2 separate regions of the Homo sapiens genome follow, and region 2 is linked to region 1. A link is a contact called in ENCODE Hi-C or POLR2A ChIA-PET data. All regions are on one chromosome and are shown on one strand. Each heading gives the region's core, a stretch centred on a gene start or an enhancer-like site at or near the end of the contact. The rest is flanking DNA. Distances are from core to core; before and after follow the strand shown. Region 1 holds the start of GBP5 (guanylate binding protein 5). Region 2 holds the start of GTF2B (general transcription factor IIB).

Region 1 (3,267 bases), core at 455-2,954:
AAATACATCCAGCCTATCTACACTAGGTAACAGTTGGGCAATTCCCTTTGTCATCTGGCTTAGTCACTGAATTTCCTTTTTGGTTTCTATTTCCTACAGAGAACTTTCAAAAATCCCCCTTTCTGTTATTCCATATTTTGTATTCAAATTGTCTCCTTTTTCGAGCAGGGAAAATGGGGTGGGAAGAACAAAAACCCCAGGACTGAGTGAAGAAAATAAATGAGAAATCACCACAGTGAAAGTAAAAGACGAGAGTTCGAACTCAGCAAGTTCTCATCGAAGCAGCTTTCTTTTTTCTTTTCTTTTCTTTTTTTTTTTTTTTTTGAGACAGAGTCTCGCTCTGTCACCCAGGCTGAAGTGCAGTGGTGCAGTCTCGGCTCACTGCAAGCTCCGCCTCCCAGGTTCAAGCCATTCTCCTGCCTCAGCCTCCCGAGTAGCTGGGACCACAGGCGCCCGCCACCATGCCCAGGTAATTTTTTGTATATTTTTAGTAGAGACGGGGTTTCATCGTGTTAGCCAGGATGGTCTAGATCTCCTGACCTCGTCATCCACCCGCCTCGGCCACCCAACATGCTGGGATTACAGGCGTGAGCCACCGTGCCCAGTCCCTCATGGAAGCAGTTTTCTTACTAGCTCTAAAATACCTCTTCTCCCGATTTTATAATCAAGGTAATGAGAGGTGACGGCGTGCTGGCAGCCCTTGCAGCCCTCCCTCGCTCTCGGTGCCTCCTCTGCCTGGGCACCCACTCTGGCGGCACTTGAGGAGCCCTTCAGCCCTCCGCTGCACTGTGGGAGCCCCTTCCTGGGCTGGCCGAGGCCGGAGCTGGCTCCCTCAGCTTGCTGGGAGGTGTGGAGGGAGAGGCAGGGGTGGGAACTGGGGCTGCGCCCGGTGCTTGAGGGCCAGCGCGAGTTCTGGGTGGGCTTGGGCTCTGAGGGACCTGCACTCGGAGCGGCCCCAGGCAGTGAGGGGCTTAGCACCTGGGCCAGCAGCTGCTGTGCTCCACTTCTTGCAGGGCCTTAGCTGCCTCCCGGTGGGGCAGGGCTGGGGACCTGCAGCCTGCCATGCCTGAGCCTCCTCCCCTCTCCCGCTCCCCACCTCACCCCGCCATGGGTTCCTGTGCTGCCTGAGCCTCCCCAACCTGTGCTGACCCCTGCTCCACAGCACCCTGTCCCATCCATGGCCCAAGGACCGAGGAGTGCCAGTGCATGGAGCAGGACTGGCAGGCAGCTCCACCTGCCGCCCGGTGCAAGATCCACTGGGTGAAGCCAGCTGGGCTCTTGAGTCTAGTGGGAACTTGGAGAATCTTTATGTCTAGCTAAGGGATTGTAAATACACCAATCAGCACTCTGTATCTATTTAATCTGGTGGGGACTTGGAGAATCTTTATGTCTAGCTAAGGGATTGTAAATGCACCAATCAGCACTCTGTATCTACCTCAAGGTTTGTAAATGCACCAATCAGCACTCTGTATCTAGCTCAAGGTTTGTAAATAGGCCAATCCACACTCTGTATCTAGCTAATCTAGTGGGGACATGAAGAACTTTTGTGTCCAGCTCAGGGATTGTAAACACACCAATCAGCACCCTGTCAAAACAGACCAATCAGCTCTCTGTAAAATGGACCAATCGGCTCTCTGTAAAATGGACCCATCAGCAGGATGTGGGTGGGGCCAGATAAGAGAAGTAGCCAGCAGTGGCAACCCACTGAGGTCACCCTCCAGGCTGTGGAACCTTTGTTCTTTCACTCTTTGCAATAAATCTTGCTGCTGCTCACTCTTTGGGTCCACACTGCCTTTATGAGCTGTAACACTCACTGGGAATGTCTGCAGCTTCACTCCTGAAGCCAGCGAGACCACGAACCCACCAGGAGGAACAAACAACTCCAGACGCGCAGCCTTAAGAGCTGTAACACTCACCGCGAAGGTCTGCAGCTTCACTCCTGAGCCAGCCAGACCACGAACCCACCAGAAGGAAGAAACTCCAAACACATCCGAACATCAGAAGGAGCAAACTCCTGACACGCCACCTTTAAGAACCGTGACACTCAACGCTAGGGTCCGCGGCTTCATTCTTGAAGTCAGTGAGACCAAGAACCCACCAATTCCGGACACGGTAAGACTGGGGCAAGAGGTGGAAGAGATTTGCAAGATTCATTTGGTTTTAGAAACATTCTACAAAGGATAGGATGCAGCTTATCCTGATGTGGTATATCAGACCTCAGTAAAGAATAAATTGTATTCTTATCAGACAGGCAGCAGAATTCATCAAGTACCAGCTGTGTCTGCCTCTTGCTGAATTAGACATCAATGTGTGTGGTGACTAAACTAAGAGTTTGAAATGCCTTCAAATTATTTTTCTTCCTTTGCAATTTTATGACTTATTCAGGATCATAATTTCCACTTAAGTTACCTTCGTCCTTCATAAAATCTGATTAAACTGACTCGAACTTCAGCATGAAAGTTTCAAAAACTATGATAGCTATTATTTTCATGAGAAAGAACAATGAATATGATGCAATGTAAGTAGCTTGCAAACATTAAGGACAAGAAAAAAATGTTGCCCAGAGAGAAGTTTCATGAAAACAGTGATGTATTTTTAGTCATAGTCTTGTACTTTGTTTGAAAGTAGATTTCTTCCTTTAGCAATAGCCCTGACTTAATTCATGTTGGTTTCTTGGCATCTACTCACTTAACTAACCCCTTTTGTGTTGGGTTCTGCTTCTACTACTCTATTGCCTTTACTATTATGAATCACCTAATTTAACAGTTGCCCAACTGGATCCCTCAATACTGTCTGGCAACTGTTCACTCGTTGAAATTCTCTCCTTTGAATTTCTTACCATGACACATACTTCAAGCATTTTGTACTAGTTTGATTTCCATTTATATCCTTAATAAGAGCCTTTTCCTTTTCCTTGAAATTCAAACCAGAAACTATGCAAAATAAGCAAAAGCAAGCAATAACAACTACATATACAAATGCAGGCGCAAAACCCAAACTAGAATCATATGGCTGAAAACAGATGTTTTCTTTCAGAAATCCTTCCACTACCACTTCTGAGCATTTTCTCTTAGTATTTTTTTTTGGGCATTTTCCTTCTTTGCACTTTTTAAAATCTCCTGCAGCTCGCTCACTCTCTTTCATAAGCCAGCAGTTATACTGATGTTAATAAATAGTTGTTTATTTACTTTTGCTTTTTTAGAAAACAAGCTGAAAGAATTGAGTGAAATGCCAGAGAGATACAGATAGCCAGTTGTAGGGCTGGGG
Region 2 (3,127 bases), core at 396-2,895, 380 kb after region 1:
TAGAACTAAATCAAATGGAAAACCCCGGCCGGGCGCGGTGGCTCACGCCTGTAATCCCAGCACTTTGGGAGGCCAAGGCGGGCGGATGACGAGGTCAGGAGATCAAGACCATCCTGGCTAACAGGGTGAAACCCCGTCTCTACTAAAAATACAAAAACAAAATTAGCCGGGCGTGGTGGCAGGCTCCTGTAGTCCCAGCTACTCGGGAGGCTGAGGCAGGAGAATGGCGTGAACCTGGCAGGCGGAGCTTGCAGTGAGCCCAGATCGCGCCACTGCACTCCAGCCTGGGCGACAGAGCAAGACTCCGTCTCAAAAAAAAAAAAAAAAAAGGAAAACCCCAACTTTCCACACCTAAGTAACAAAAGAACCAGACGTTACTCCCTTTGCAACCCCCTCCCCACTACACAACCACACACACACACACACACACACACACACACACTTTAGCCGTGTGGCAGATGTGAAATTGAAAGTATCTCTGATTCGTTGCTTTCTGCAACCAATCAGACGCTTGCATAGGAGTGTAACTTTGTAACTTCACTTTAGCCTCTGATTGGTTGCTTTCCACAACCAATCAGACTGATTGTGGAGCCACTACTTCATTTACATAGGGTGTACACCATGTAACCAATGGGAAACCTCTAGAGGGTATTTAAACCCCCGAAAATTCTGCAAAAGGAGTCTTGAGCTGGTATTACCTTTTCGTTTTCAATAAATCTCTGCCTTTATTCCTTCATTCTTTCCTTAGTTTGTGCGTTGTGTCCAGTTCTTTGTTCAAAACGCCAAGAACGTGAATACTCTCCACCGGTAACTGTTATTGTTGTTAGTAATAGTGGTATTACAATTTTGACGTTAGTTTGGCTAATTAATAAATCTAGGGATATTTTGCAATATCTAGATGTTCTCGCAAGTTTTCTATATGTAGCTATCAGCCAACGTTACAAAGGCCGTGAAAAAAAAATGATCAGAGCATGGCCCATATCGTCGTGCCTCTTGTGTACACATTGGTTTCACGTAGTTTTGTTTCATCTTCTGCCAATTCTAAAAGGGTATGCAAGGCAAGATACCATAACCTATATAAACTTACATGACCTGTATAAAGGACGTGCCTAAGAAGACAACATGCTAGCTGATGACAGATCCTGAACAGACACCTGTTCTGGATGACCTAAGTGAGTTTCTCCTTTTATTTCAAATTTCTTAGAAAGAATCACCCTTGGGGCACGTAAGAACTGGCTCAAATGGGAGTGCCTGACGCGGGGTGGGGGGCTGGGGGCGGGGTAGGTGGTGGCCGTGAGAAGGTAGCCGTGAGAAGGTGGGAGAGGAAGGGGTGGTTAAACTATTAGGGATGCAGGCTTTGGCACCACTACGAAGCCAGGGTTTTCTTTGTGTTTTAACTGTCAGATTGAGAGTAGCTCTGTTGTAGCCCCTTTGCAGGGTTCCCATGAGACTTTTCCTAGGTAGTTACGTTGACTCGCTTAGCAACATAGCAAATTACAGAAACGGAGTAAGAACGTAAGAAATCGCAAAGCACGTGACGTATGGGATCTCACTGTTCTTGGCCCTTCTCCCGACCCGTAGCCCTGCTCTGCTACGACTGCGTGGGTGAGTCGTCTATAAAAACTCATCTCTGCGCGTCTCTTCGCCACATTCGCTTCCTGCTTTCGGTGTGTCTGTTGTGTCTTGTTGCGGGCACCGCAGTCGCCGTGAAGATGGCGTCTACCAGCCGGTTAGTATGTCCCGCCGAGCCCGGCGAGCTGAGGGGCGGGCGCGAGCGCCGCCGGCTTTTAGGCGGCCTCCGGGCAGCCTCGTAGGGCTGAGCGCCTAGGGGTATGGGAGAGAAGCGGCGGGACTGGCCGACGGGCCGGGACAAAGGCACTTCCAGACGGCAGGACTGTCAGGGTGTCGCAGGGGTTACCGAGCTGTTGACGTTATTGCCCTGGAGTCTTATGTAGATATCACCCTATGTGGGTCCTGGTGGGCTACTGTGTCCCCAGTCCTTGCCCTCGTATCTTTTCCCAATATTTCAATCTCCCTTTATTTTCTCTTCTTCCCACCCTCCCTCCTCTCCTCCCCCGCGCCCCCCCCCCCGCTTGTTTTTTTCATCTACGGCCCAAACAACCCGAGGGTCCGTAATTTCTCCTTTTCAAAGGAACGGGAAACAGTTAGTTTCAGGTTCCTATCGATCTGACAGCTAGGAAGTTGGGAACGTCAGCATTGGTAAGCCAGATGGAACCTGGTTGGTTACCATCACAGCGGGCCTCGGAAGTGGAAGCTAGAGCCATCGGAAGAGTTGATTAGTTCCCTGCTAAAGGATTTGTTTACAAATATCGTTGCCTGTGTACTTCTGAAGAAAATCTTGCCAAAGAAAATTAGTTATATGTGCTGGGAGGTCGCTTTTTAGTATATATTTAAGAATGCAGTGTACTCATATCTACAGGAAATGCATGCAGTACCCTCAGAAACAGCCTTTAATCTTGTGACCTGAAAAATGCTTGCAGACCCTAATTATGTCTCTCATTACCACTGTGAGGTAGATATTAGTATTTTTGCATAAGTGTAAACTGAGTCATGCCAATGTTGACTTTTCCAAGAGTCGTGTTAGAGTGTAGAGTCTAAGACAACCTGTTTCCTGTTATCCACACCTGGCCTTTGGTTAACTAATCCTGTGTTGAAAGTATCAAATTAATTCTACAGCTTCTGGAACTCTGGCACTATTTTTCTGACCCTGCTATCATCTGTGGAATTGGTTAATTTCACAGTGAAAGCCATTTTTACAAAATAGCCTTTTCTGGTAACTGCCAAGACTTACATTTTATGATTAGAAAAGGAATTTGGGGTGGGAGGCAGCTTTAGCTAATATACTGTTTGAACAGAACTCATAAAGCCAGTGACACTCTTGTTTACTGATTCTGATTCTTGGATTGGATGCTCAGTCATTCTATCTGGGTGTTGTTCTGTCGGGTAAGGCCTCCTTGTAGGTAAATGGAAAACTTGGGCTCCCCAGATCACTCAAATACGACTTAAAATTCTACCATGGCTTTTTTTTTTTTTAATTCTATCATGGCTTTTTAAGTCTGAAATTTTTTTCTAGATATGTGCAATTTATGTATCATAGCAGTTATTG

The links. Hi-C counts contacts between places; a loop is a spot of excess contacts on that map. ChIA-PET counts read pairs that join two places held with the same protein, here RNA polymerase II (POLR2A). Pooled maps may share reads with other maps.
Region 2: a loop to region 1 is called in a map of naive thymus-derived CD4-positive, alpha-beta T cell, with 3 times the contacts of the local background. The contact joins the promoter of GTF2B here to the promoter of GBP5 in region 1. A Hi-C loop is called at or near these places in 1 of 168 maps with a recorded cell type or tissue (naive thymus-derived CD4-positive, alpha-beta T cell) and 9 of 50 pooled maps. POLR2A ChIA-PET finds 5 or more read pairs at or near these places in 2 of 52 experiments (HCT116 and activated naive CD4-positive, alpha-beta T cell).

What each region holds. Positions count from the first base shown.
Region 1 is chr1:89,271,297-89,274,563 of GRCh38, reverse strand. It overlaps GBP5 (guanylate binding protein 5), which reads left to right and starts at 1,704. Exons shown (of 12, transcript NM_052942.5): 1 at 1,704-2,112. It also overlaps the pseudogene LOC100421401.
Region 2 is chr1:88,890,085-88,893,211 of GRCh38, reverse strand. It overlaps GTF2B (general transcription factor IIB), which reads left to right and starts at 1,645. Exons shown (of 7, transcript NM_001514.6): 1 at 1,645-1,729. The coding sequence starts at 1,713. RefSeq lists an enhancer at 1,360-1,469.